7 separate regions of the Homo sapiens genome follow, and regions 1, 2, 3, 5, 6 and 7 are each linked to region 4. A link is a loop called in an ENCODE intact Hi-C map of the cell type or tissue named here. Cell type or tissue: OCI-LY7. All regions are shown on one strand. Region 1 overlaps SHQ1 (SHQ1, H/ACA ribonucleoprotein assembly factor). Region 2 has its middle 120 kb from the start of LINC00877. Region 3 overlaps SHQ1 (SHQ1, H/ACA ribonucleoprotein assembly factor). Region 4 overlaps LINC00870 (long intergenic non-protein coding RNA 870). Region 5 has its middle 140 kb from the start of LINC00877. Region 6 has its middle 140 kb from the start of RYBP. Region 7 has its middle 2.0 kb from the start of LINC00877.

What was found. Hi-C counts contacts between places; a loop is a spot of excess contacts. Peaks named below come from ENCODE experiments on the same cell type or tissue, not always from the same donor. Only the 100,000 strongest peaks of a DNase experiment are listed, where the experiment ranks them.
Region 1: it touches region 4 in a loop (4-fold over the local background); 5 of 110 quality-filtered maps call a loop at or near these places.
Region 2: a loop joins it to region 4, with 7 times the contacts of the local background. A loop is called at or near these places in 2 of 110 quality-filtered maps.
Region 3: a loop joins it to region 4, with 4 times the contacts of the local background. A loop is called at or near these places in 2 of 110 quality-filtered maps.
Region 5: a loop joins it to region 4, with 9 times the contacts of the local background. A loop is called at or near these places in 6 of 110 quality-filtered maps.
Region 6: it touches region 4 in a loop (5-fold over the local background); 4 of 110 quality-filtered maps call a loop at or near these places.
Region 7: it touches region 4 in a loop (6-fold over the local background); 6 of 110 quality-filtered maps call a loop at or near these places.

What each region holds. Positions count from the first base shown.
Region 1 is chr3:72,820,839-72,824,838 of GRCh38, reverse strand. SHQ1 (SHQ1, H/ACA ribonucleoprotein assembly factor) reads left to right here. Exons shown (of 11, transcript NM_018130.3): 6 at 288-415. Among named protein-coding and RNA genes, the nearest start is that of SHQ1, 26 kb to the left of the region's middle. RefSeq lists enhancers at 2,243-2,522, 2,543-2,592. In OCI-LY7, CTCF peaks have their summits at 2,074 and 2,283 (motif pointing right); DNase peaks (open chromatin) are centred at 2,298 and 3,138.
Region 2 is chr3:71,983,382-71,987,381 of GRCh38, reverse strand. No RefSeq gene overlaps it. Among named protein-coding and RNA genes, the nearest start is that of LINC00877, 120 kb to the left of the region's middle. In OCI-LY7, a CTCF peak has its summit at 172 (motif pointing left); a DNase peak (open chromatin) is centred at 2,201; H3K4me3 peaks cover 1,477 bases; H3K27ac peaks cover 3,390 bases.
Region 3 is chr3:72,755,212-72,759,211 of GRCh38, reverse strand. All of the region lies in intron 10 of SHQ1 (SHQ1, H/ACA ribonucleoprotein assembly factor), which reads left to right. Among named protein-coding and RNA genes, the nearest start is that of SHQ1, 91 kb to the left of the region's middle. In OCI-LY7, no CTCF peak of the experiment used is centred here; a DNase peak (open chromatin) is centred at 2,071; H3K4me3 peaks cover 1,111 bases; H3K27ac peaks cover 1,595 bases.
Region 4 is chr3:72,162,510-72,166,509 of GRCh38, reverse strand. All of the region lies in intron 2 of LINC00870 (long intergenic non-protein coding RNA 870), which reads right to left. Among named protein-coding and RNA genes, the nearest start is that of LINC00870, 13 kb to the right of the region's middle. RefSeq lists enhancers at 1,707-1,816, 2,327-2,596, 3,597-3,696, 3,717-3,766. In OCI-LY7, no CTCF peak of the experiment used is centred here; DNase peaks (open chromatin) are centred at 709, 2,339, 2,919 and 3,595; H3K4me3 peaks cover 1,697 bases; H3K27ac peaks cover 2,461 bases.
Region 5 is chr3:71,953,932-71,957,931 of GRCh38, reverse strand. No RefSeq gene overlaps it. Among named protein-coding and RNA genes, the nearest start is that of LINC00877, 140 kb to the left of the region's middle. RefSeq lists a silencer at 1,967-2,116. In OCI-LY7, CTCF peaks have their summits at 1,028, 2,065 and 2,266 (motif pointing left); a DNase peak (open chromatin) is centred at 2,241.
Region 6 is chr3:72,308,257-72,312,256 of GRCh38, reverse strand. No RefSeq gene overlaps it. Among named protein-coding and RNA genes, the nearest start is that of RYBP, 140 kb to the left of the region's middle. RefSeq lists enhancers at 1,242-1,421, 1,602-1,911. In OCI-LY7, no CTCF peak of the experiment used is centred here; DNase peaks (open chromatin) are centred at 1,556 and 2,436; H3K4me3 peaks cover 1,107 bases; H3K27ac peaks cover 1,497 bases.
Region 7 is chr3:72,100,458-72,104,457 of GRCh38, reverse strand. No RefSeq gene overlaps it. Among named protein-coding and RNA genes, the nearest start is that of LINC00877, 2.0 kb to the right of the region's middle. RefSeq lists an enhancer at 3,885-4,000. In OCI-LY7, no CTCF peak of the experiment used is centred here; DNase peaks (open chromatin) are centred at 2,147 and 3,527; H3K4me3 peaks cover 2,250 bases; H3K27ac peaks cover 1,334 bases.

The DNA of each region.
Region 1 (4,000 bases), 660 kb before region 4:
TGACAGAGTGAGACCCATCTCTTTTAAAAAAAGTTAAAAAAAAAAAAAAAAGAGATCAGCAATGTTATATATCCCTTTAGGCAGATACTTACTTTTGTTTTATGGTAAATAACTTATGTTTGTGGTTAGTAACTACAAAGAAAGTAAATATAGTGTTCAGTCTTTCCTTGAAATGTACTTTGAATTAAAATCTGTATTTCTAGTACAAATATGAGTTAAGATAAAATGTTAAAAAGTAAAAGCCAGTGAAATCCTGTATAGTAAGTTCTTTCAATGTTTTTTCCTAGAGCTGACTTTTTTGAAGATGAGGCGATTGAACAGATTTTGAAGTATAATCCTTGGTGGACTGACAAATATTCAAAAATGATGGCCTTTTTGGAAAAGAGTCAGGAACAAGAAAATCATGCTACATTAGGTAAGAAACTCAAATTCGGCTAATTTGTTTCATTTTAAAATCTCATGGTGTACCACGTTTACTGCCTTCCATATTATTAAGCGTATAGTTGTAATTGCCTTATAATGTTAAAATATGAGTTTGAATTGCTAATTTTGGAAATGACTTCTTTGCCCCTGACTGGAAAATGCCGCTAAATAATTAGGCTTATTTGTGTTGGAAAATTCTTTTGAAGTATGGTTTCCTTTAGAATCATTGGAGTTCTTTTATAATTAATTATTTTTTAAAACCTAAATTTAGGGATATTATCACACAGGACATTTGTAGTTTCTCAATAACCTGCTTAAGAGGTATGAACATTCTTCTTTGGTAAGGACATTTGAGTATTAGTAACGGGCGGGGGGAAGACCCAAGTGGGAAAAGACCTAGATGGACATGTTATTACCAGCTTCTCTAAGTGCAGTGTAGCATTGATATATTAAGACTATACATTAGAAATATAACATTTGCAGACAGATCAAGAAGAGAACACCCATGTTTTCTGTCACACTGATTTGGCTTTTATTTACATATTAAAAATAAAATTTCAATGTTTAAATGGAAAGAATACATATATATGTACATTCTGAAGAGTATTAAATGGAATATAGACTCTTCCCACCCCAAGTTCTTCTTCCCGGAAGTAATCACTATTAGCAATTTTGGGGATATTTTAAAAATATATATTCCCACATCTAAACAGTCGCTTTAAGAAATGTCTACACATAGACTCACGTATACCCGGTTTGTACCTTGTTTTCAATTTGTAGTGTGTGTTGCACATCTTCCATATTAGTATGTAGAGATCTACCTGAAGCTTTTCATGATTACATAGTATCCGGTTGGATATTTTTTTCATGATTGATGGATATTTGGGCTGTTTACTACTGGTGGACATTTGGGTGACTTCCTGTTTTCTGCAGTTGCAAATAGTATATATAGTGGCCTTCTTTGACCACTCATTCTGAAGTAGCTACAGGGTCTCTAATGCATCACAGTTTTTTATTTTCTGCATATCAATGCAATAGCCTGTTATCTGCTATTTTTTCAGTGTCTAGTATAGTGCCTGTTATATAAAGGTACTCAGTAAATATCTATAAATATTGTAATAAATGTTTTTATGGTTAAGTTTTATTAAAGTTTAGGTGAGTTCTACCAGATCAAAAAATTGCTACTATAATATTTTAGAAAATAGAGGATTAGCTTTATTGCATAACAGAAGCTCATTATAGTGACTCTTTTTTTTTTTTTTTTTTTGAGACGGAGTCTTGCTCTGTCGCCCAGGCTGGAGTGCAGTGGCACAATGTCGGCTTACTGCAAGCTCTGCCTCCCGGTTTCACGCCATTCTCCTACCTCAGCCTCCCAAGTAGCTGGGACTACAGGCACCGGCCACCGCGCCTGGCTAATTTTTTGTGTTTTTACTAGAGACGGGGTTTCACCCTGTTAGCCAGGATGGTCTCGATCTCCTGACCTTGTGATCCGCCAGCCTCGGCCTCCCAAAGTGCTGGGATTACAGGTGTGAGCTCCCGCGCCCGGCCTATAGTGACTCTTTGTTATAGATTTATTGTCGTTTTCAACAAATCCTGACTTTTATATTTGAGTTTAAGCAGCTTTCAGAGACTTCTCACATTATGTATATATAGACAAATTTTCAGGTTTAGGATTGCTAACAGAATATAGATAGTTAATTGTACATGCTAGGTAGATCTGATCATGAAGTTTGAACAAACTTAAATCATCAAGTGTGTCAACTGGTTTGAGTCAGTTTCCCTAATTTTAGCACGGTATTTTAATGAGGTGGTGTGGGAGAAAATTGATGGTTGCGTAGTTGAGTTTTCTGTCCACCAGGGTGAGCTAGTTGCCCTAAAAATCAAGAGAAGGCGTTCCCTTTGATTTAAATTCTAACTTGCTCTACTTTGATAAACTGTAGCTTGTTCTCAGTCCAGTTTTCTGTGTCAGCAATGCTCTTAGTCTTCTTTGTGTAATTTTAGCAGGAGATCAAGCCACTCAGTCCTTTTAACCACCTGCCCTCCTGACCCTTCATCTGACCCATGACTGATAGCCAGGCTGGTGCATCAGGAACAGTCATAGTCTGCAAAGCCATTATGGTGATTCATTCTAAAAACCACCTTTAAAAATAGCAAGGACATGTGATCTAAGGTAGACGAACTTGAGCTTTGTGTCGAACAGCGTGTCTCTTCTAATAATACCAAATGTAAGATATAAACTAAATGTAGGCTTGGGGTTGGACTTCTTGTTCCACCACATGCCTGCGATATGATCTTGCACCTTTGGGTTGCTGTGGAATGCTGTACCTACCTCAGAGTTGTCCTGAGATTGAATGAAACGATGTATTTAAAATCCTGTAAATGTTAGAAATTATTATTGTAGAGTAAAATCAGTCACAGGAGAGCCAGGAGTTGGATGGTTTCTCTGTGAAATTACAATTTTTATACATTTAGAAAGCTTTAAGGGAAAGTTCCTTGTTAACAAGATTTCTCTCTCATTTGAAAAATCCTGGTTCAAATATTTGGGGCACTCAGAATTGGAGGAATAAATTGAAGTGTGTTGAGCCAGGATAAAATATGGGGGAAAAGAAATAAACCAAGAAATAAACATCACAGTTTTCTGCTGAACTATGGTGCATGCTGCTGTACCTTTTCTCCTCTTCCTCTTTGTTCTTTGCCTCTCTGGCCTTCTTCCTCTTTGTGTCATAGCGTGGGCTGTTGTCTGTTTAACACCTCCTCATCAGGTGTCGCCAGGCAGATACAACAGTGCAGGTGAGGGGTGTACCTTTGATTCATTCTGTATCATAAAATATTAACCTAGATTGCTTTGAATTCCAGATAAGCCTTAGGTGGTGAACTTTGCTCCCTCTTTTTCTCCCTTGGTTGTAATTCTTGTCGTTTTCATCACAGCCCTGAGTTACAACAGGGAGACTTTTCTCCAGCTTTGTAGTGATCCAGATTTTCCTCCCCAAAGGCTTGTAAATGGAAGTGTTAAACGCCGTGCTTCCCCTGAGCTCTGGTTTCATGAGGATGAACTCACCGCATTTCCCATGTTGTCTTTCAGTGGTTAATCTGAAGCTCCAGAGTCTTGGCACGTTATTGCTTGTTATGACACCACGTAACATTTATAGTCAATGAACTTCCTAGCAGGGACATCCTGTTTGGCACCAGTGAGCCCTTCAGTGTTTGTAGAGATAACTGTCAGTGTCAACTTTGAAAGTTGTAGCACTGCAGGGCTACCCATTTAGGCTGAAGGTTTGAATGCAGCACAATTTTTTCTGGTTCCCTTGATCTGGTTCCAGTGAATGTACAATGTAATAGACAGATGTGCGTTACTCTGAGAGCATTGAGATCCTTTGTGATTTAATTGTTGACCCAGATAAGAGGGATGTTTGGGAGGGGGATTTAGAGAGGAAGGGAGGATTTAAAAGTAACAAAATTAGAAAATATTTGGAAGAGAAAAGTGACTACCTTGCAGACATCTTTCATTTTGATAGTCCCTTTGCAGCCTTCAGACATATTGGTGGGGTTTTTGATGTTGGGAGGTGGTCCTTGGCCA
Region 2 (4,000 bases), 180 kb after region 4:
ACTTGTATTAGTTTCCCGTGGCTGCTGTAACAGATACCACAAAAACTGGCTCGGTTAGGAAAACAGAAATGTACTCTGTCACTGTCTGGAAGCTAGAAATTTAAAGTCAAGGTGTCAGCAGGACTGCACTCCCTCTGGAGGCTGTAGCAGGGATTCTGTTCCCTGCTGCTTCCAGCTTCTGGTGGAGCCTGGCATTGCTTAGTTTGTGGCCACATCACTCCAATCTCGGCCTCTGCCTTCATGTGGACTTTTCCTCCTCTGTCTTCTTATCTTCTGTCTCTTATATGAACACGTGCATTCCACTGAAGACTTATCCAGATGATCCAAGATGATCTCATCTTGAGAGCCTTGCTTAATTGCACCTGCCAAGACCCTTTCTCCAAATAAGGTCACATTCACAGGTACTAGGTGGACATATTTTTAGGGGGCCATCATTCAACCAACTACACAGCTCTCTGCTTTCATGCCCACATCGAAAAAGGAGTTGAATGCTGGATAATGGAGGCAGTCGACCCTTTATTTATGTTCTTTTGATAATCCTTGAGGGAATTAGGAGTTGGCGGTGGGGTGATTTGCATGGCCTGAGTCAGGCACATGACTCTGTATCATCAACACCGTTTTGATCAGAGGTCAGAAGCATGTTTTAGTGCTCAAGTAAGAAAGACTCTAGTGGGCCAAATGTGGAGAAATGACAGATCGCTCTCAAAACATACTGCTTCCTACCTTAAGACCGTAGCTGTCACTTCCTATCTTAAGACCCAAGCAGCTGGGTGATGGAAGGTTTTTCATCCATAGCTAAGACAACTGAAGGACCTGAGGTTCTAACTTCTGAGATATTCTCAGTGGTAAAACATTAGCACCTCTCACGTGGCAATAAACTTTACTGTTGTGCAAAGCCAGCCCAGTGTGCTGGGCAGATATGATTCCCCTAAGGAATCAGAGGAAAGGCCTAAGGCCCAGATTTTGTTCTGTTTGTACCCTCCTGGGTGGTGGCACAAGGGAGAGAATCTGAGGTCTTTCAGTCAAAACATCAGGGGTCGACTAGGCATGGTGGCTCACACCTGTAATTCCAGCACTTTGGGAGGCTGAGGTGGGAGGATCACCTTAGGTCGAGAGTTTGAGATCAGTCTGGACAACATGGTAAAACCCTGTCTCTACTAAAAATACAAAAACTAGCCAGGTGTGGTGGTGCACACCTGTAAACTCAGCTACGTGGGAGGCTGAGGCAGGAGAATTACTTGAACCAGGGAGGCAGATGTTGCAGTAAGCTGAGATAGCACCACTGCACTCCAGCCTGGGTGACAGAGTGAAACCCTGTCTCAAAAAAAAAAAAAAAAAAAAAAAGTGAGGGGTCATCAGGTGCAGCTGCCTTCACTTTGTACCATCAGGCCCATTCTATCTTTGATACATGATACCACGCAGTTCTACCTTCAGGAGACAGTCTTTGTTATTTCTCTACTTCTCTGTGCATGCGTGTGTGTGTGTGTGTGTGTGTGTGTGTGTGTGTGTGTGTGTGTGTTTTCTCCATAAGAATATGTAAGTTCTTCCAGAATAAGGAACCCTACCTCCCACCGAGTCTATCTTCCACCCCACCCGCCCCCGAGCAGCAGACTCTGAGACAGGAGTTTCAGTACACACTGTTGATTTGGAAAGTGATCCCACTAGGGGAGTTGGGAAATGAGACAGGGAAGAGAAGGAAGCCAATTTTGTGTGTTGCTGAGTGGGTTTTCACTGCAGACAACTGGGAACCTTCAGAAGACTGTGCAGAACCTACCAGGGTTAAGGCCCGCAAGGGGCAAGGAAGCTGATGCTTACCCTCCAATGCTCATTCATCATCAGCTGGGGCTGCTCTTGGGAGTATCAACTCCTGAGCACTTGCAGCCCAACATGTGTGCAGAGGAGAAAACCCTCAGGCAGAGATCACAGAGGACTTCGTAGGCGTGTAAGGAAGTCAGGGCCAACAGGATATGGGGGAAGCACAAGGCTTATGATTGTGGGCTTTGCAGTTAGAAAGTCCTGGATCCGAATTTTGGTTCAGCCAGTTGTGAGATTCTGGCAAGTTCCTTTTCTCTCTGAAGCTCATTTGCCTCCTTTGTAAATTAGAGATAATAATAGTCTACCTCACAAGGTTTTGATTCAAAATGAAACACTTACATGAAACGTTCGGTACATGCCTGGTGTGTGGGAAGCACCTGTGACCGTAACTGCCTTGTGCCATTTTAAGATTAGCACAGGACCAGCGCTGATAGCTATTGCTTGAATTGACTTTGAAATCTCAGTGAATGCTGGCACACTGCATTATGTTGTGTACACATTTTCATATCATGATTTTGACAGATTTGCACATGCTTTTGTTCTTTCTTTTTTTTTTTTTTTTTTTTTGGTAGCTCATTGTGGTTTTAACTTGAGTCTCCCTAATAACTAATGATGTCAAAACTGTTCTCATGTGCTTATTTGCCACATGTATTTTTTTTTTTTTTTTTTTGAGACAGAACCTTGCTCTGTTGCTTAGGCTGGAGTGCAGTAGCACCATCTCGGCTCACCGTAACCTCTGCATCCCGGGTTCAAGCAGTTCTTGTCTCAGCCTCCCAAGTAGCTGGGATTATAGGCACCCACCACCAGGCCCAGCTAATTTTTGTATTTTTAGTAGAGATGGGGTTTCACCATGTTGGCCAGGCTGGTCTTGAACTCCTGACAAGTGATCCACCCACCTCGGCCTCCCAAAGTGCTGAGATTACAGGCGTGAGCCACCGCGCCCACTGCCACCTGCTTTTGATACATCCTGGAACGTAAAGTATCTATTGGGTGTCAGATTGTAACTATGCGCCTGGGTGCACAGCCCCTTGCCTTTCTGGGTTTTGGTCCACAGAAAGCTAAGATATAAAGAGGGGAGGTATTCAGCTATTCAGAGGGGTTGAGAGACCAAGGAGAAGAAACGAGAGGGAGATGGTAGAGGAGACCCTCCCTTGAGGCTGCCCATCATTGTAGACAGATGGTTACTAAGGAGGAAGAGCCTGCATCATCTGGCGGCTGCTACAGGTGTGTCTGGCAGCTAAAAGTCAGACAGCTCAGGAAAAGGACTGTACCTTCCCATACTTCTAAATGTCAAGAGCAAGAGAGGGGCTCCCTGTGAAAGCCTTCTTAAAACAGAGCTAGCCTCAAGCATGATCCGGATATTAATCCTAACTTAATCTTGCATCACGTAAGGATTCTACTGAGCATAAAGGTCTTCAAACATAATATTCTTTGAATCCCAGTCTCCTCTGGGCATCACAGTGCTAGTTGTCTCAGCCTAGATTCTCTAGAAAACAGAGCTGGAGGCAAATGATTATACACTAATATTTTATTGGGAAGTGCAGTCCCAGGGATGATAGAGTGAGGGGAAACAGGAATGAGGTCAGGAATGAATGACAGCAAATATAAGAAGGTGCATGCCAAGTTGGCATGGAAAGCGATCGATTGCTCCAATTTGTCACTGTCCTCCGACAGGTTGTACACACATCTTAGGACAGTGTGCGCTCATTGGGAGGACAGTATCAGAGTTTATCCTTTCCAATAAGTTCTCCCAATTTATCATTTGACCAGCTTCTGTCCCTCACTGATCAAAGTGTTAACCACCCTGCTCACTTCCAGGTCACACATGTTGGGGTCTAGGCCACCTGGTGTCTCAGCAGCAACAGAGATGCCTTAGGGCAGGAGAGAAGAAGAGAGTCCTCAGCATAGGAGGCAAAGTCAGGCATGGGGCAAGAGCTGTTGGGTCGTGCTCAAGCAGGTGGTGTCAAAAACTCTCTCCTTGACCAAACTCTAGCCAGGCTCCTTTGAGCTCTTCGTCAACAAGGCCCCATCTTTGGGCATGTCCTCAAGAGCTCTTTCTCTTTTTTGAGACAGGGTCTTTCTCTGTCACCCAGGCTGGAGTGCAGTGGTGTGAACTTGGCTCACTGCAACCTCTGCCTCCTGGGTTTAAGCGATTCTCCTGCCTCAACCTCCTCAGTAGCTGATT
Region 3 (4,000 bases), 590 kb before region 4:
CAATGTGACCTTATTTAGAAATAGAGTCATTGCATATGTAATTAGTTAAGATGAGGTCATGCTAGAGTAGGGTGGGCCTTTAATCCACCATAACTGGTAACCTCATAAGAAAAGAAGAGACACTAAGACACAAACAGAGTGAAGATGGCCATGTGAAGTCACAAACACATAGGGAGAACACCCTGAACAACAGAGGCAGAGCTTGGAGTGATGCATTTACAAGCCAAGGAACTCCAAGGATTGCCAGCAACACCAAAAGCTAAGAGAAGGGCATGGAAGGGATTCTGCCCTGAGAAGGAGCCAAACCTGCTGACTCCTTAATTCTGGACTATTAATAGTAGCCTTGGCCAGGTGCGGTGGCTCACGCCTGTAATCCCAGCTCTTTGGAAGGCCAAGGCAGGCAGATCATGAGGTCAGGAGTTTGAGACCAGCCTGGCCAACATGGTGAAACCCTGTCTCTACCAAAATACAAAAATTAGCCGGGCGTGGTGGTGAGTGCCTGTAATCCCAGCTACTCAGGAGGCTGAGGCAGGAGAACTGCTTGAACCCAGGAGGTGGAGGTTGCAGTGAGCCGAGATCGTGCCATTGCATTCCAGCTTGGGCAATAGAATGAGACTCCATCTCGGAAAAAAAAAAAAAAAAAAGAAAAAATAGTAGCCTCAGGAGCTGTGAAAAATAAATTTATATATTTTGTTTTCTGCTACCAGTTTTTGGTGGTTTGTTATGGCAGCCTTAGGAAACTAATACAGGGAGTTTTCAGAAAATGATTCTGCTGATCCATGGACTAGATGATGTTTCTCAGAGCCTATGCCCACGAAATGGCATAAAAACCAGTTGAAATTTGTATGAGAAGTTGTGTTATTGGCCCAAACTAGATATGGTTTAAATAACTCTTTAGCTTGCAGCCTTCCTTGTGTTAAGTTAGTCGTTTCTTGTTCTTAGAGATTGAATGTTTTTGTTAATGGCTGCGCTGGAAGTGCTTCTCACTGTTATAGAATAAGAAGAGACAGCTTCAGGTTCCTCTGTGCATCCATTGGTATTTGTTTTTCTTGGCGGCTCTCAGATTCAAGATAGGAATTTCACCAGCAACTTCTACTTAAAGCCAGTGCATTACCTTTAGATCAGGCTACATACATGTGTTTTGGGCCAAGGAACCTAAAGTATGGAACTGGTTCTTTTCAATAGAGAGGAATTATGATATGTCATTATCATAAAAGCCCTTTTAAAAAAATTTAACTTTTAAGTTCAGGGACACGTGCAGGTTTGTTATATAGGTAAACTTGTGTCATGGGAGTTTGATGTACAGATTATTTTCACCACCCAGGTATTAAGCCTAGTACTTATTAGTTGTTTTTCCTGATCATCTCCCTCTACCTATCCTCCACCCTCTGATAGGCCCTGGTGTGTGTTGTTCCCCTCTATGTGTCCATGTGTTCTTATCATTTAGCTCCCACTTACAAGTGACAACATGCGGTAATTGGTTTTCTGTTCCTGCATTAGTTTGCTAAGGAAAATGGCCTCCAGCTCCATCCATGTTGCTACAAAGGACATGATCCTGTTCCTTTTATGGCTGCATGGTATTCCATGGTGTATATGTACCACATTTTCTTTATCCAGTCTACCATTGATGTGCAGTAAATGCCCTTCAGAAAGTTGAAGCCGGGCTCAGTGGCACGTACCCGTAGTTCCACCTACTTGGGAAGCTGAGGCAGGAGGGCTGCTGAGGCCAGTAGTTCAACATTGTATTGTGGTATTACTGCTCCTTTGACTACTGGTCTCCAGCCTGGGCAATGCAGTGAGACCCCATCTTTCAAAAAAAAAAAAAAAAAAGGAAAGAGAAGAAATTTGATCTACTGTTTGGTCCCAGATAGAACCTGAGATTGTGTGTTTTGTATGCTATGAAATTAAAAGGCCGAGTTAGCCAGTAAGCATCCAGTTTGAACTGTCTGGAATTGCCTCACTGGAGTCTTGTCCTCTGTGATCAATTGTGGGCTCTAGTCTCAGTATGTCATGCCTGGCAGGCTTCTAGGTTTGGGCAGAGGAAATGAAACCTAGTCGGTTACTCTGAGATTTATAGTAGACCTGCTATTGCAGGAAGTGGTGAAAAGTTGATTGATAGTTTGAGACAAAACTCTACAGCAAAAAAACAGGATGTATGCTTTCCATTTATACCCAGTTCCCCCTGCCCCTACATTTCAGGCTCCTTTTGCATTTTGTTTTGGTTGCTTCATAAGGCTGCGGAGGCTTTCCCCCTCCTACAGTCACCAAATGTAAAATAATTGAGGAAATTTTGTATCAGCTTAGCCATAGTAAAGGCAAGTACTTTCTGCTGTTGCAATTACTCTTTCGTGGTAGTTACATGTAGCATAACTTGTCTGCAGTCTTTAAAGAGAAATTCTCCAAATAGGATATTATTTCACATATGCAGAAAGAATGAAAGGTCTTTTTTAAGTTACATTGTAGGATTACATTTCCAGTAACTTTCTAAGAAAAATCTATTTTGAGTGTGGTTTTATTAAAATATGACAGCAGTGGTATCCAATTGTCTCTTTTAAATGCAGCGTCTCTTCATTCTATAATAAATATATTCTTAACAGGTAGGTGATCCTCACTTAGATATAAAACATGTAACTAGCCAGGCATGGTGGCTTACTCCTGTAATCCCCAGCACTTTGAGAGACCAAGGTGGGTGGATCACTGTGAGGTCAGGAGTTTGAGACCAGCCTGGCCAACATGGCAAAACCCCATCTCTACTAAAAATAACAAAAATTAGCCGGGCGTGGTGGCGCATGCCTGTAATCCCAGCTACTCGGGAGGCTGATGCAGGAGAATCACTTGAACCAGGGAGGTGGAGGTTGCAGTGAGCTGAGATCGCTCCACTGCACTCCACACTCCAGACTGGAAGGCAGAGTGAGAGTCTGTCTCAAGAAAAACCTAACCAGACAAACAAAAAACATATACTATAACTAGTAACTCAGCCTATGTGTTTGTTGAGAGTATCAAAATGTACCATGCCCAGGGCTGCCGCTCATGCCTGTAATCACAGAACTCTGGGAAAGCCAAGGTGGGAGGATCACTTGAGCCCAGGAGTTGGAGACCAGCCTGGGCAACATAGGGAGAACCTGTCTTTACAAAAAATATAAAAATTAGCTGGGTGTGGTGGCATGTGCCTGTAGTCCCAGCTACTCAGGAGGCTGAGGTGGGAGGATCACTTTTGCCCAGGAGGTCAAAGCTACAGGGAGCGCTGATTGCACCACTGCACTCCAGAGCCCAGGCAATAAAGCGAGAACCTGTCTCTAAATAAAGAAATAAATAGTACCTGATGTTTGTAAGAGTGGTTATCTAATAATGCCATTTGACCAAGCTTTTGGACATGAACTAGCCTAGTCAGTTTTGAGTACGACAGAGAAAAACTACTACCTACCTTAAGTGAGCTGCTTTCTGAAAAGGTAAGTCTGTTACAAAAGTAGATTGTGTAATTGACAAGGAGTGGCAGATTAGAACCAACTCTAATTGTACTAGTGGTTGAAAAAAACAAAACAGCTACTCTTTCATGGCTTAATTTTTTTTCCCTACAGGAATAATTTCCCTTTTTGTGAACAGTGATTGCTAGGTTATCTGTGCTAAGTAATTGAATAAAAACAAACCCAACTTTAATTCCTCAGACTACTGGGGCACATTCTACACCAATGCTATTTTGAAATTTTAATCAGTTTTTATCCTAGCATTCTTTAAGAATGGGAGAGAGTTCAGAATGTTTCTTTTATTAAAGTTTCTTTCAGAACTTTAGTATTAATTTAGGAAGCTAGCCAGCTTGAGGTATTAAAGGTGGGATAATAAAATAGAAATGAAGCTTGGCAAAGGATCAAAAATCAATTTATCTGTCTATCTATCTATCATCCATCCATCTATCCATCCATCCATCCATCCATCCATCTATCCATCTATCCATCCATCCATCCATCCATCAACTTATTGTATAACCTGGTAATTTTAAACA
Region 4 (4,000 bases):
TCAAGTAATCCTCCCACCTCAGCCTCCCAAGGTGGTGTTGGGATTACAGGCTTGAGTCACCATGCCTGGCCTCAGCTTCTGTCTTAATTGAAGACAGCCAGATTCCCATATATGTTCTTCATTCAATCTATTGGGATGCGTTGTTTTGGTTAAAATGTATTTAAAAATTCAGCTTCACACAGTTGGAAACGAAAGGACGATTTTAATACCCTCTTCAGATAACTGTGGCTATTCCTTTGTGATACTATACCAAAACTCAACAAGTGGTAGTTTTTGTACTGGTTAGATGCAACATGAAATCTGAAAACCTATCAGTGAGCTTTTATATTTTATCATATTAAAATCAATCTGTCTATGTTGTGTTTTAAATGGACCTTTTACCCATGTGTGATTCTATAACATTATATCAACTATTTGGAAAATATTGGTTCACAGAGTTCTGCAGATCTACCAAATGTTGACACATTTTGTTACATAATATCAAAAGGTCGCATGTGTTCATATCCACACTGATCTTATCAGAAGAGTCTTCAAACATGGGGAAGCTGTCAAGCACATAGTGGAGGATATAAGTTTTCCAGAAATTCTGTTTTTTGATGGCAAGCTAAAATTTTTTCATTGGCAGCAATGAGAAGGCATGAGATTGCTACCTAGCCTTAGTCTCACATAAACTCAAAGCTTCCCTCCCCAACTTCTCTCTTCTTCAGTCTTTGCCATGCACCAGAGGTCCTGTCTTTCAGCAATGCTCTTCTGCAAGTGAGGTAATATTGTATTAGCTTTTGTGTGTCACTGATTTTTTTTTCTTTTACCTTTTTCTGTATAGTCTGGATAAGCCTATTGTTTCTGCATCTAACCCTGCTAGCTTCAAATTACTTTCTCCTCCTCCCTGTGGAATGGTGGATTGGTTCCCATGAGCAGTCAAAGACAAGACAGGGAACAGTATGAGGCCACCTACTGAATAGTTCTTGAATCAGTCACCTTCCCCCACTCCTAGCCACCACAACTTAGCCAGAAGCCACCATTTTCTTTGGCTGGGATTTTGGCAACAGGCTCATAACAGGTCTGCAGGCCTTGAGTCTGGAGGCCTCGCCTAGTCCATTCCCTTCTGGCAAGCCAGAGAGCAAATCTGCAGCAGTCCTGCCCCGATACCTACTGCAACCTGGGAGAAGAGCACAAAGGAGGGTGCAAGGCCCATCTCCAGCCCCACGCATGTGGACCCCACAGACTGCAAGTCCAAGAGTTGCCCACCCCTCCTGTACACACACGGTTGCCTCTCAGATTGGCCTGCTGGACAAAAGCTGTAGCAGCCTCCCTGGAGAAGGAAGAGGGACAAGAGAAAGAGGTGTGCACAGACCCTAAAGGTAGGCTCAGGATGTTTGGAGCAGGAGTTCCAAGTATGTAAAGCATGATGCATAAAGAAGTGGATGTAGGTTCCAGGTGGCGAATCCTTAGGTATCACCACTCCTCAACCAGGTTGTCGGGGAGGCAGTGGGCTCCAGGGTAGAGCCCTATAAATCACACCCTAAGCAAGAACCTCAGGTGCCCGTGTCTAAAGGTGTAACAGTGTGCAAATGTAACCTACATGACCCTTCATCATTCACAGGATCAAGTGCCCACGCCTTGGTCTACCAGGCCTCTCCCAGTCTGGCTCCTGCCTACCTGTCTTTCTTGCCCTTGACTGTGTCTGGCTCTCGTCCCTAGGTGCCCCATGCTGTCTCACTGCAGGGACTTTACAGCACGTGACCTCCTCTGGGCCTTGCCCTGGATGACATCTCATCTTTGCTGTGCTCTGCTCAGAGATCATTCTTCCCTGGCACCCCAGTCCGCCAGCTCTAGACTTAAGTCTGGGTTGGCTTCTAGTCTTTGGCCTTCACAGCTTTCATATCCTCTCTGTCCTCCACCACAACAAAGCATGACAGCTATCATTAGGCAGTGCTCACTATTTACAGCTAAGGGCACTGAGTGCTTCCAGTAACTCTATGACATGCATGCTGTGTTTATGCCCATTTTACAGGTGAGGGAACTGAGATGAAGCATCGTAACTAATTTGGCCACAGGGCCAGCTAATAAGAGAGTCAGGCTCCAAGTTTAGACACCAAGCTTTTAACCACTGTGCCAGTGATTTTCGGTCCTTAAACTTTTGAGTACAACAGAATCACTGGTGTGCACACGATTGATGTGCAGCAGAGGGGAGAGAGTAAGTTTATTAAAGTACAGACTCCTGGGCCCCACCAATCCAGAGATTCTGATTCTATAGGTCAAAGGTGGGGCCCAGAAAGCTGCATTTTTATAAGCTCCCCAGGGGATTCAGATGCAGGTATTAGGGGGAACCACACTTGGAGAATCACACACTTTCCTGCCTAACCGCAAGTCCTAAACTGCAACCCGCTAAATATAATTAGGTCTTCTGGGCTCAGCAGGGCCCCTGAGAAGGAGGAAGAAGATACTGCGTGCATCTAGCAAGTTCTCCACACCACCTGTGGTGGTGGTTGGAGTGGGGAGGGCCTTTCCCTGGGGGGAAGATACACACCCTGGTTGCATCATATAGACACAACACCAGAGCCATAATCTGGGGTGTCCAGAAGCCAGCACACCCTCCACATTCTGTGTTCAGCTCCGGCTTGGCCACAATTACCTGGAACCTGGTCTGTCTGCCCCTGCCCCACCCCTCTGGCTGCTGCTAGTTAACTGGAAGCTGTGGCCACAGGGCGTATGGGCTGAGAACATAATTAGGGAGCCCATTCCCAGCCGAACAGCCGGAGGACTTTTGTACCTTGTCCATCTCTTCTCTGAGACTTGTCAAGACACTCAGTGGTTGGTCAGCAGCCCTGACTTGGGTACCATAAAGCAGGGAGGATGGGGGGCAGCAAAGAGGACTGTGTGGTGACCTCACTGGGTGGTCTCCTTCAAGCCTTTCCAGCTCTGCCAGCAAGAACAAAGTGACAAGGCCTCTTCTTAGAAGGAGGAAAGAGATGTGTCCTCAACTCAGGGGACAGCCAGGGCGATCTGAGACACTGGGCCTTTCTTTCACCTCATTGTTTCCTCTGTCATAATTTTCAATTTTCCCCTGCCTTTCTTTCTTTCTTCTTTTTTTTTTTTTTTTTTTTTTTAGATGGAGTCTCGCTCTGTTGCCCAGGCTGGAGTGCAGTAGCGTGATCTTGGCTCACTGCAACCTCTGCCTCCCGGGTTCAAACTATTCTCCTGAGTCAGTCTCCCCACTAGCTGGGATTACAGGCATGTACCACCACACCCAGCTAATTTTTGTATTTTTAGTAGAGATGGGGGTTTCACCACGCTGGCCAGGCTGGTCTCGAACTCCTGACCTCAAGTGATCTGCCCATCTCGCCTCCCAAAGTGCTGGGATTACAGGTGTGAGCTACCGCGCCTGGCCTCCCCTGGATTTCTATTCCTTTCTTAATCATCTTCTCTGTCCCTGTCCACTTTACCTTTTGAGAGAGATTATTCCCAGAGTCCCCAGTGAGTCATCTGTAGCCAGGTTGTGACCCCCTGACCAAGCAGGGCCAATGGGATTTCCCTCCCAGTGACCTGGCCTTAGGGCTCAGACTTACAAATCAAGTCGCTTCGTGGACTAAACCTTTAAGGTGCATAGACTTGGGCTGGAGCTGCCTGTGCTGGGGTGGTTGGGGTGGCCGTGCTGGGGAGGCATTTGGGAGTCACATGTTCTGGTGTGCAAACAGAGAGCTGGGGGCTGGTCTACAGCAAAAAGCAGGCAAATGAAGCAGAGAAGGAGAAAAGTGCTCCTTAAGAACCCAAAGAGAGAGGAGGAAGAGCCCATTTGCTTCCTGCCAGCTTTCCAATTCCCAGCACCAGTCTGTTGTGAGGAATTTCTAGTCTTAAACTAGAGGATACCCAGATGAATTCTTGTCCTTGTGACCTGCAAGATAACCTAACTCCTCAGGATTGCTTTCCCTGTGTTTAAGTTAGCGCAAGTGAGTTTGTTTTGGTCAAGCAAATCATCCCTTATGAAGACAGCCCTGCC
Region 5 (4,000 bases), 210 kb after region 4:
CCAGCTATGTGTAACTATGAGTCCATTGAGCCTCTTTTTCTTTATAAAATACCCAGTCTCAGGTATGTCTTTATCAGCAGTGTGAGGATGGACAAATACAGAGGTGTTTGGAACATGGAGGCAGATCCCTCATTTATGGATTAGCATCATCTCCTTGGTGATGATGATGAGTGAGCTTTTGCTCTGTGTCCACACAGATCCGCTTGTTTAAAAGCATGTAGCACCACCCTACCCGCGCTCTCTTGCTCCTATTCTCACCATGTGACGAGCCTGCTCCAGCTTTGCCTTCCACCGTGAGTAAAAGCTCCCTGAGGCCTCACCAGAAGCAGATGCCTGCACCATGCTTCCTACACAGCCTGCAGAGCCACGAGTCAATTAAACCTCTTTTCTTTACAAATTACCCAGTCTCGGTATTTCCTTATAGCAATCCAAGAACAGTCCAGTACAGCCACCCTAGGCCCATTGAATCCAAGTCTGCCTTTTCTTTTCCTTTTATCCTTTTTTTTTTTTTTTTTTTTTTTTTTTTTTTGAGACAGGGTCTTGCTCTGTCACCCAACCTGGAGTGCAGGAGCGTGATCTTGGCTCACTGCAACCTCCACCTCCCAGGTTCAAGCGATTCTCCTGCCTCGGCCTCCTGAGTAGCTGGGATTACAGGCGCATGCCACCACGCCCAGCTAATTTTTGTATTTTTAGTAGAGACAAGGTCTCACCATGTTGGCTGGGCTGCAAGTCTGCCTTTTCATAAGGCGCTGGGGGATTGATTCCTATACACATTAAAGGTGGGTAGACATAGACTTTGTAGAGTCCTGTCAACTCCAAATGCCTCACCTTGGCTCCTGCCAGGAGCCCTGATGCTGACGTTTCCTCCTGTGATCCGTACACACTGTAGTCCAATCTGCCACTGGCTAATGCTACAGGGTGTCTGCCTGAGGGACCAAGACACTAGAGTCCTCACTGTGGCATTGCTACTGTCCACTTGTCCTTTATTAAGTGACCGTGGTGCATCCTAGCACAGTCAAAAGAGGGAGCTGTTGTACTGAAACAGAGGACTAGTGGGTCTTTATAGGACTTGGGACACTCCTTGAGGTGGTGGAGGATAGAGTAGAGGCCATCTGTCCCCTCATAGTTCCTCAGGCCTTAGTATTCTAGCCTTGGCCAGCACTTATCCACTGCTGAGGGCATTCTGGAACAGCTAGAACCCCTCCCTCTGCTAACAAGGCGAGCTGCAATACCAGAGAACGCATGCCCCAGGGTCTTTTCCCCATCCCATCCTACCCTACAGCCCTCAGCCAATGGCTGATGACAGCTGCAGCACAGGTGCGTGTTACACACTGGCTCCCAGGACACTTCAGCAGGATCATGCCCCTGTTGCCCACAGTGGTTACTTACTGGAGGGCACATCTCAGACTGGCATCCTTCCCTTCCCTGCCTCACTTCCCCCAATCCCTCATGAGTATTTCCTGGGGTTCCTTTCCAAATAAACTACTTGGACTACAATCTTCATCCCCGGGTCTGCTAGAAGGGAAACCCCCACCTAGGATTTGGGGTGGGGGTGGGGTGGGGTTAAGTAAAAATCCCAGGTTGATTTTTAATTTTTTTTCCTCTATGAATCGTGACAGCATCTGCAAAACTAGACCACTTCCTGGGAAACCATTCAGCTCAGCACAGGCTAGAAACTGTGGAAAGAACTGGAATGCAGACCTCCTGCTCACTGAGCAGGCAGGGCTTAAAACTGCTGTTGTGTTAACTCAGGGTTTCTCAACCTGGGCATCAGGACCACAGGATTCTTTGCTCCCAGGGTTGGGGGTGCTGCTCTGTGCGCTGTGTGATGTTTAGTAGCATCTCTGGCTTTTGCTCACTAGATGCAACTAACACACACACACACACACACACACATCCCATTGTGATAATCAAATATGTTTCCAGACATTGCCAAATGTCCCCTGTGGGGCAACAAATCGCCCCCGGTTCAGAACCACTGGGTTAACTGAACTCTTTCTTCTGAGCAATGGCAAACAAAACCCAGGCTGACTGTTTCCCACCTGCGGTGAAACTTGCAGTCCTTTGCTTTACCTCTGATGCGCCTGCCCTCTGCCCTGCCTGGCTTCAAGTCCTCATTATAAAACCCATTTGTCACCGCTTCCTTTTTGAGGATTAATTTCTAGATTGTCTGCTGATGGCTAGCTGGGATTGCATTTCTGGTAAAAAAGAAAAAAAAAGCCCAACACATCAGCTCCCTGCTGGTCTCAGAATTCCAGAGTGCCCTCAAGTGGCCAGAAACTGCCATCTGTTTGGCTGCCCTCCAAATTCCAGGCTGCTCTGGAAAGAACTATGGGGGGCAGGGACCTTCCCCTTGCTTGGTGCTTCTAGAAAATCTGTTTTCTCACAACGTGACAAAAATTCAGCAGTGTCTCCTTCAGGCTGTTTCTTGGAGCATGTTTTTGAGCGCATCCCTGAGAGGTTGATCCTACGGGCTGTGTGTGCATGTGTTATGAACGTGTGTGGTTTTCAAAGTCTGGTCAGTAATGAGGAATGCAAATGGAGTCAGTGCTGAGAGAAGGGGCTGCAGGCCACACCACCGTGCTGGGCACACATAAATGAGCCTTGCGTGCTGGCAGAGGGCAGTCAGACCCTGTCAGCTGTTACAACCAGGTGAGCTGCAGGGAGACCTCTGGGAAAGAGACCGCAGTCTTTATCCAAGTGGCCTCCGTTACCTGCAACCAGGTCACACAGACTCTGTGTTCTCTCTTGATTCACCAGTTTTAACATGTGGCAGCCACCAGAGAGAAACCAGGTCTAATTCTCCAGTTTTCCAGGCCTACTTCAGTTCCCAAGACTACCTTTTCTAGAGGGACGCTCCAAGAGATGGGGAGATAATGGAAGTGCCTAATCGCAAAGCCCTACAATATAATTTGTAGGAAGTAGGCAAAGTGCATGCAAAATGAACATTAAAAGCTAAGGAGCTATTCAGGCTGGAAAGAGGAGAGGTTTTCGGCATCGGGTGGTCTTCCAGCCTACCTGTCACTCACCCTCTTCAGGACTAGGCGGGGACCACTGTGCTCTCTGCAGACATATTTCAAAATACACTACAGCACACAGCACAGAGCACTCAGCACAGAGAACTCAAAACAGGTTTTTCACTTGCATGAAGCTCCCTCGGTGCCAACTCTATGTGGGCATTCAGTATTTCCCACTATCAAGCTTCACTGTAATTGCATAGGGTCAGATTCCTGGACAGACCGGAGGCTCTGGGGAAACACCAAGGCCTGTGTCTCTTCACAGGAGACTTCGGACACAGCACAGGGTCTGGCCTCCAGGGGCACACTGTCTTTATTTGTTGAAGGAACACTTAAATCAGAGATCGGTGGATTTTGAAAGACAAAAAAGAAAAGAGATGGAATTCATGTAAGGAAATGGCAGACCCTAAGACAGAAATGTGCTGAGTCTGTTTGGGGAATAGTGAGAAGGCCCATTTTGAACTAGAGAAGATGGCTTACGTAATGAAACAGTGAAGAATCATGCTGGAAGGTTGCTGAGGGGCAAGAGAACAACTGATCTTCATTTCCTAAGTCAATAAAATATTCACTAGCAGTTGGTCATGTCTCACCTTCTTTTTCTTGATGAATATCTTATAATGCCCCTTTACCACCCTGAAATGAAATTCATCTTTTCAATATAACCCACCTACTCGCATAATTTTAAAAAATAAGTATAATGGCCCAAGTCTAGTCTAAAAAAGAAAGAAATGTCATTTACAATATCATATGCATAGGCCTGGATTTATTAGGAGATATAATGAAGTAGTCAGATGTTTGCAACTCATAATGGAAAAATTTGAATATAAAAAATGTAAGGCAATATTCAGCTGAATATTCACACACGAGGAATCACTGTGGTGGCGAGAGCTGCAACTGTAGACTGTTAACAGGCGTATTGCTTCGGTGACTCTAATACCTTAAGGAGATTTGCTATTGGCAATGTTATTTTTGAAGCGGAGAAA
Region 6 (4,000 bases), 150 kb before region 4:
AGCACGTCTAACTTCCCTGTAAGTAGGCTTTCTTGTTGAACATTAAAACTCCCACAAATTCCCCTGTGGCTTCATCATAGACTCTGTGGTGACCACTACCTATGGACCACTGTTATGAGACCACTGTCTCATAAAGTGACTTTCTAAAGGCCTCAGATGGTCATCTTCAGAGCGTGGAGGAACAGGGGCCTGGGGCTGAGAAAACTTGATTGGTTTCAGCCTCAAGAAATCAGTACCAGCCCAGGTAATGTTGGGCTTTGGGTCTCTCCCTGTGCCTCCTTTGATAGTTTGGTGTCTTGAGGCACAAGGCAAGGGGACCTCTCCTTCCTCCAGCATCTTGTCACCTAAGAGATTATTTTCCTTTGGTGACACATTCCCACAGTCATAGGTCAATTTTTTTTTGTGAAACAAATCAGCAAAAAAAATCATCATGGGTCTTGCCATAAATCCTCAAGAGCATGTAGTGGGGTGGCGGGTGACTCTGAAAGTATGAAGGCATGAGGTTTTTATTCCTGGTGTTTCTCTCTACCCTCGTCCCCTCCTCCATTCTGGCTGCTGTGTGCATTTTGTTCTCATTGCCTCGGGAGAGGCAGCAACTCGGAGAGAAGAGAATGTCAGCTCTTGGCCTTGGAGTTGCAAAATCTTAGGCCTGCGGGGAGGAGAAGGACTGATGGGCATCAGTGACGGAAGTGGGGAGGAGAGCTGGGAACAAGATGAATTTCTGGGCCTGGAGATGGCAAGGTTTCTTCTGGGTGGGGAAGGAAGAGAGATGGAGGGGACACAATAAAGGAGAGAGGTCCTGCGGCCATGTGGGCTGGAGGAAACTCAGTTTCCAGGTACTGCCCAGCCCCTCCTGGAGAGGGGACTTGGGTCACCCACCAACAATGCCCAAGGGCTCTCAGTCAGCACCTCCACACCCTCCAGCTTATTACTGCGTTACCATACAGCATCAACACATGGGAGTTGCAAAGGTGGTCCTTTCTGTGGACAGCTGGTGGGACCTCCTAGCTCAGAGGGGAACCTCCAGCCATGTCCCGAGTGCTTGTCTGGCACCTTCGACTTCTCCCTCATGGATGTTCCTGTTTCAGCATCGCAGGCCATCTGCAAACTGTGGAGATGGGGTGGGGGCCTGGACACCTGCTGGGGTAGCAGTGATAGAAAGGACAAGAGGACAGGGTCCCTCAGCACTTCTACCTCCTTGAACCTGCCAGAGTCCACCTGCGGAGGTGGGGCGATGGTGAGCCGCAGCCCCCAGGAGCCCTTTAACTACAGAAGCTCATGGCGTGCAGAGGGAGGCAAAAGATGGGCCATGGAGTCACGCGAATCTGAGGACTGGCTCCAACTCCACCTTTGTCTCCCTCTTCGGAAAGCTGAACAGGGTGCAACGTGAGAAGGCGATCTTCCTTCCTGCCTTGCAGGCACTCTGGGGACGCTGCTTGTTTGCTCTGCTCTGCCAACTCTCCCCTGGGGACTCTCCTCCCCAGCCAGGCTGCCCTGGAGGGTGGAGTCTCCCCGCTGTCCTCCTGCTCCACCCCTCAGTCCACAGACCTTTTCATTTAAAGAGTTCATTGCTACAGGAAACAGATGGTAGTCACAAAAATAATAAACAGAGAGAATTTCAAAGGTTCCGGAAGCTCAGAGTCATGGTCTCAGGCCCGTCGTTAAAGACTTCCTTCTGAGATGGGGCCTGAGAATGACTGCAAACACTGTTGTTTCAGCCACTGGGATGGCCGGGCAGGGAACTGCAGTGCTGAGAGCTGTCAGCCCCTGGACTAGTGTGTAACCCTCACAGTCGTCTTGCAATGGGAGGGTGTCATGACCCCCACTTTACAGATGTAAAAACTGAGTTCAGAGAGCAGGATTGGCTGCATGATTTAGGACATTCAGTGTAAAATAAAAATGTGGGGTCTTTGGTTTAAAAATTAAGAACTTCAAGACTGAAACCACAGCAGACTGTTAAACCAAGTGAGGTGTCCTTCTGATCACAGGCCCTGAGTGACTGCCTGGGACACAGGCTTGTGAAGTCAGCCCTGTCAGAGATTAGGTAACTAGCCCAAGGACACCAGCTAGTGAGAGGCAACCGCGGCTTCCATGCAACGTCTAGGACAGCCTTCAATTGAATTTTGCTATCTTCCTGGTCTTTACCTGTGGACACCCCCATCCCTCCCTCCCACCCGCCATGGCTTGGCTGTCGGCATTATTTTTATAACTTAAAAAGAATCGTTAAAAAGTAAAGCATGACTTTAAGACGCCAACACTACACAAATCCTGATGTTGCTCCCAGAAGCCCTTTGGCTTTTGCTAAAACGGAGGCGGAAGAGGTGATTGGGCATTGCCCCACCTCCTCCTCCATTCAATTAACTTGACAAGGAAACATTTTTGAGACAGATGATTCTCATTTTTAATGCAGTTTGAAAGTCCCTAGGGGCAGGAAGACACTCGGGCTTGCCTACTTCAGGAAGTGGTGTCTTCCCTCCAATTTATACGGACTTTATTTTAAGAGACCTCAGCTGGCTCAGTCCACATTGATAAGCTTCCCCAATGGGATATGCATAATATAGGGCTTACAGTACACATTCAACACAATATCTTAATACATGTTTATACGAATATATATTTGTATTTTATGCTATTATCACAGTGGTTCTTAGAGGAGAGAATGACTTTACCCCTTAGGGGAACATTTAGCAATGTCTGGAAGACATTTCTGCTGTCACAGCTAAGAAGCAGCTGCTATTGGCTTCTAGTGGGTGGGGTTTGGGGGTGCTGCTAGACATCCTACCATGCACAGGGCAGCCCCCCACAACAGAGAAGTATCCAGCCCAAAATGTCAGTGCTGAGGCTGAGAAGCCACAACAAGCAATCATAATTAATTGGTATTGTCAAGGAATGAAAGATTACTGGGACTGGAACCCCACTTTGTAAAAAATCTACCCTTAGGAAATAAATTTTTGAGTGCTGCCAACTGAATTTGTGACTATTATGTAATAACTAACTGGGTCTCAAGTTAGGAGTCAGTTGAACCTCAGATAATCTTCACAACTCCCCCCAAGAAGTTTGAATTCTTTTTTTTTTTTTTTTAGAGGCGAGGTCTTGTTATGTTGCCCAGGTGGGTATCGAACTCTGGAACTCAAGTGATGCAACCTGCCTCGGCCACCCAAAATGCTGGAAATATAGGCGTGAATCACCACATGCCTGATCAGAAGTTTGAATTCTTATACTCATTTTGCTGATGAGAACACTGAGCCTCAGAGAAGAGAGTTAGGGAAGGACTTCCTGCAGGTTGTTTTACCCAGAGATGCTGTCAAAGAGTCAGCCAGGACAACCTGGGGTTCTTTTTCTCAAAGATCTACTTTTATCTCTTGGTACCAGGCCAGCTGGGCTTACTCCGCTAGTTGGAGCTGGGGGACACCCACATCCCTGCCTCTGGTTTAAGAATCTCTCCTCCTTGCATCTGCTCACAGTAGATCCTGTTTTTCCTTCCTTTCATATACCGCATCTACAGTACTATCTACAGTACTTGCTTTTTCTTTAAGGGAAGCACCCTCTTCCCAGAAGCTAGAGGTAGACAGACTCTGAGTCTGGGGATGGAGTGTGTAAACCAGGTGATAGCAGCCGATGTATTAAGTTCTTCTGCCCACAGTGACTGGCTCAGGATAGTCACATAATCCAGTCTGAACCATGAGAGGTTTGCTGCCCTATTGCTACCCCAGAGGACCCAGCCTAAGGCCGAACTCCAGTGAGCTGCCAGATAAAACACAGGTGGCCCTGTTAATTAATTCAACAATGAATATGTTTTTAGTACAAGTATGTCCCAAATGGGCCGGGGACAGTGGCTCATGCCTGTAATCCCAGCACTTTGGGAGGCCGAGGTGGGCTGATCACTTGAGGCTAGGAGTTGGAGACCAGCCTAACCAATATGGTGAAACCCATTTCTACTTTTAATAAAAATGCAAAAAATTAGCCGGTTATGGTGGCCTGTGCCTGTAATCTCAGCTAC
Region 7 (4,000 bases), 62 kb after region 4:
TGGAGAGACATGCCACATGTTTTCATGAACATGATAGAAGAATGCAGGGGAGTCTGTAGACTTTACCCTAAGAAAATCAGCAAAATAGGCCATGTGAACTGTTTTTGTGCCTGCTTGCTAAAACAGTAATAATTGATAAGCCCTCCTGTGTGTGGTAGAGAGTCCCTTTCTTTAAAGCTCAGAAACAAAGCCATGTAGAGAGTGGCAAACCCTTGGCACCTCAAACCTCTTCACTGGCTGCTCTGCACGTACTGCAAAAGAACCTGGGGTTGTCCTCTACCAAATTGTCTCTGGTCAGTCTCCAGCTGGGCTCAGTACCTGGTGTTATGTGCATGTACTTTATTTAATGCCCACAACAAACCTATCAGGTAGATAGTGTTGTTTATACCCATTTTATTAGTGAGAAGCCCAAACCTCAGAGTGATTTCATAACTCACCCAAGGTCTTCATAGCAGATCCAACCAGGATTTGGACCCAGGTCTGTTTGTTCTCCAAGTTCTTCACTTCTGGCCTATACTGCCTGCAGGAGGGCTGTCTGCAAAGTCAGGAGGGGAAATGAAGTGGGCATGGGGCTTCGTGGTGGGCTATTCTCTATTCTTCCATGACCCATGTGCCAGAATAGTATTAGGGGCTGGGCGCAGTGGCTCACGCCTTTAATCCTAGCATTTTGGGAGGCCGAGGCGGGCAGATCACCTGAGGTCAGGAGCTCAAGACCAGCCTGGCCAACATGGTGAAACCCCATCTCTACTAAAAATACAAAAATTAGCTGGTGTGGTGGTGCACCTGTAATTCCAGCTACTCGGGAAGCAGAGGCATGAGAATCGCTTGAACCCGGGAGGCAGAGGTTCAGTGAGCGGAGATTGTGCCACTGCACTCCAGCCTGGGTGACAGAACAAGACTCCGTCTAAAAAAACAGAACAGTATTAGGGAAGCAGCCTACCTACCTGCATGTCTATGTGGCACAGCTCCAAAAGGTTTAAGCCCATCCATGTGTCTTGAGAATTTTTTAAATTTCACCAATAAGAGCTCATTTCTAATATTCATCAGGCTGTTCAACAGGACAATATTTTTACCCCCCAAATAAACAAATACATAAAAATAAAACAAAACTCATGTCTGACTCTCTGGATGCTAAGGCCTGGCCACTGCGCTGCCATGAGCCATCCAGGTGGTTCTCATCAAGGTGCTTCAACCTTCCAGGCTTTGCTTACTTCCTCCAGAAGGGAGGTCTTGCCCCGTAGAAGTTTATGTTTGTGATATATATGTGTGTGTTAAGGAGTACAAAATAGGACACCAAGGCTATGGAAACAATAATGAGACTAAAAATAGGCTAAAGTGCGCCTAGAGGAGGCATCTGCTGCCCAGACAAGAACATCAGAAAGTGTGGGCTTTCTGGGCCAGGCATGGTGGCTCATGCCTGTAATCCCAGCACTTTGTGAGGCCGAGATGGGTGGATTGCTTGAGCTCAGGAGGTCGAGACCAGCCTGGACAACATGGCAAAACCTTGTCTCTACTAAAAATACACAAATTAGCTGGGCATGGTGGCGGGGCACCTGCAATCCCAGCTACTCGGGAGGCTGAGGCACAAGAATTGCTTGAACCCGGGAGGCAGACAAAATCGCACTACTGCCCTCCAGCCTGGGTGACAGAGTGAAACTCTGTGAAAGAAGGAAAGAAAGAGAGAGAGAGAGAGAGAGAGGGAGGGAGGGAGGGAGGGAGGGAAGGAAGGAATCTGTTTGTGAGCAGAGCTGGACTGCGGGCTGGTGGAAAGAGGAATGCCTCTGGAACCAGCCCCCTGATGTAGAAGATGGTGTTGGCCCCCTATCTCCTGCCTTTGGCATTCACCATTGCTGTACGCAACACCAGCTTCTTACTGAAGAAACCTGTCACTCTGTCTGGGGCTGTCTCTGGCCACAGGAGCATGCTCAGTCCATGCACTGGCCAGGCTGGAAGTGCCTGGGGTTGTCCCCAAGAGCAGCCCCAACCAAAGATGAAGGGAATTGGGTAAATGCCCATGCTCCCTAGCCTCTGGGATGATGGCTCTGAGGCAGGTTCTATTCTGCAGTCTCCCCGTAGTCCCCAGTGGGAATGAGCTTCATTGCACACAGAGATGACCTGCTTGTGAACAAACTCTCACTCTACTTCCTTCCCTCCGTTTCACTTCCTCATCCCCCTACCAGTGCTCCCTAGGGCCACTTCCCTAATTAAGTGTATGCGCTCAAATATTTGCTTCCATGGGAACCAAATTACCTGGTTCAAATCCGTACTCTGCCACTGGCCAGCTGTGTCTTAGGAACATTACTCCACTCCCCTAAACTGCAGCATCCTTGGCTGGGATTGTGAGATGACAAAAGTAGAACAAACCTCACCAGACAGGTGTGAAAATTCCAGAAAATAGTCCGTGTCAATAGTTTAGAGCAGCATCTGGCAGTCAGCAGACACACAATAAATGCTAGTATTTTCTTATTTATTATAATTATTGCTTATTATTGATAGCCCCTGAGATTTCCTTGGCCAAGTTCAAGTCCATTCTGAGAGTTCTAAGCTCTCAAACTTCAGACTTCCTCCAGGTGAATCTCCCTGGTTGTTTCAGGGAATCTAATTCATTTATTCACTTAACATATCTTTAGCAAATATTGACTTAACACCTATTATGTCGAAGACACAGTGCGACGGGGGATATAAAAAATAAGATGAGGTCACGGTCTCCAGTGAGATAAATCGTATCCACACATAGCTACTGTCTAAGGCAAATGGTGATAAGTGCTCTTGTGTGTGTGCCAATAGAGCATAAAATGAGTTCAGAGGAGGGTGAAGAACATTGTGTGTGGTATGAAGGAGTATCGTTGGAGTTGGGTTTGGAAAGGGGTAGAACTTTCCACAGTTCCAAAGAGTTGATGGAGGGGAGAGGATACAATACATGGAGAGGGGGGAAGTGATAAACTCTAGGAGTTTGGCATCCCAGAGACAGCTCAACTATGTCTTAATGTGAGATCCCATAGATTGATGAGCCTCTATCTCTCAGAGCTAAGAGGACAGCGGATGCTCCCCCAAATTATTATTACCATTCCTGACACTTACATAGCACTTACCCTGCCCTAGGAACTACAGGGGATGTGCTACGTATGTTAACTGATTTAATCTTCACCTTCAGGGTCAGCACAACTATGATCTCCACTTGACAGATAAGAAAACTGAGGCTGGAGGGGTTAAATGTCTTGCTCCAGCTCCCGCGGAAGCTAAGTGCCTTTCACCTAATCCTGTGTGGTCTGGCTCCAGGGTTCACACTCTACACTGCCTCTCAAGTGTGGCACCTTTTCAGGAATTTAAGGGAATATGTTGCTGTGATGTTGACAGGGCTTGAGGAGAGACTGAAAGAAAGCCCTTCAGCCCCATAGAGGAAGTCCCCAGAGGATGGATGGTTCTGGAAGTTACGGGTTACCAGGACAACGCATCCCCTCAGCCTGGCCACGCCCCCCGGGCTCCCGCTCACTGGTTGCAAAACTCAGCTTTGCCCCTGCACGGAGTTTCCCTTCGCGGGGCCCGCTGGGGAAGCATCCGCGGCTTGTGGTGGCTGTGGTTTTGTGCCCAGGACTCACACGTAAAAGGAGCTCATTCGGAGGCAGGGGCACGCGCTTGTCCCCAGAACTCAAACCCCAGAGTCCCTCCGGTAGGTGGTACAGAGGCGAGTTTGATCCTAAACAAAACAGGGCAGGGTCTTCCTGTTTGTTTTCTTCCTCCAGCGGGGAGCAACAGCTGCTAATTGGATAGTGAAGTGACCGATTTATTATTCTCTTACCCGTGCTGAGCAGAGCTGTAGGAAATCTCCGGGACTGGGAGCAGCACAGGGGGGTATCTCGGGGTCTCTCTGAGAAGGAGTTGACAGTGGGGACCAAAGCTGCCGGCTGCCATGTTTTATTTGGCCTGCCCAGTGTTTAAAAAAAATGTTTTTAAATAGATGCTGACATTTTTAAAAGGGGAAGATTATACATACACTTCT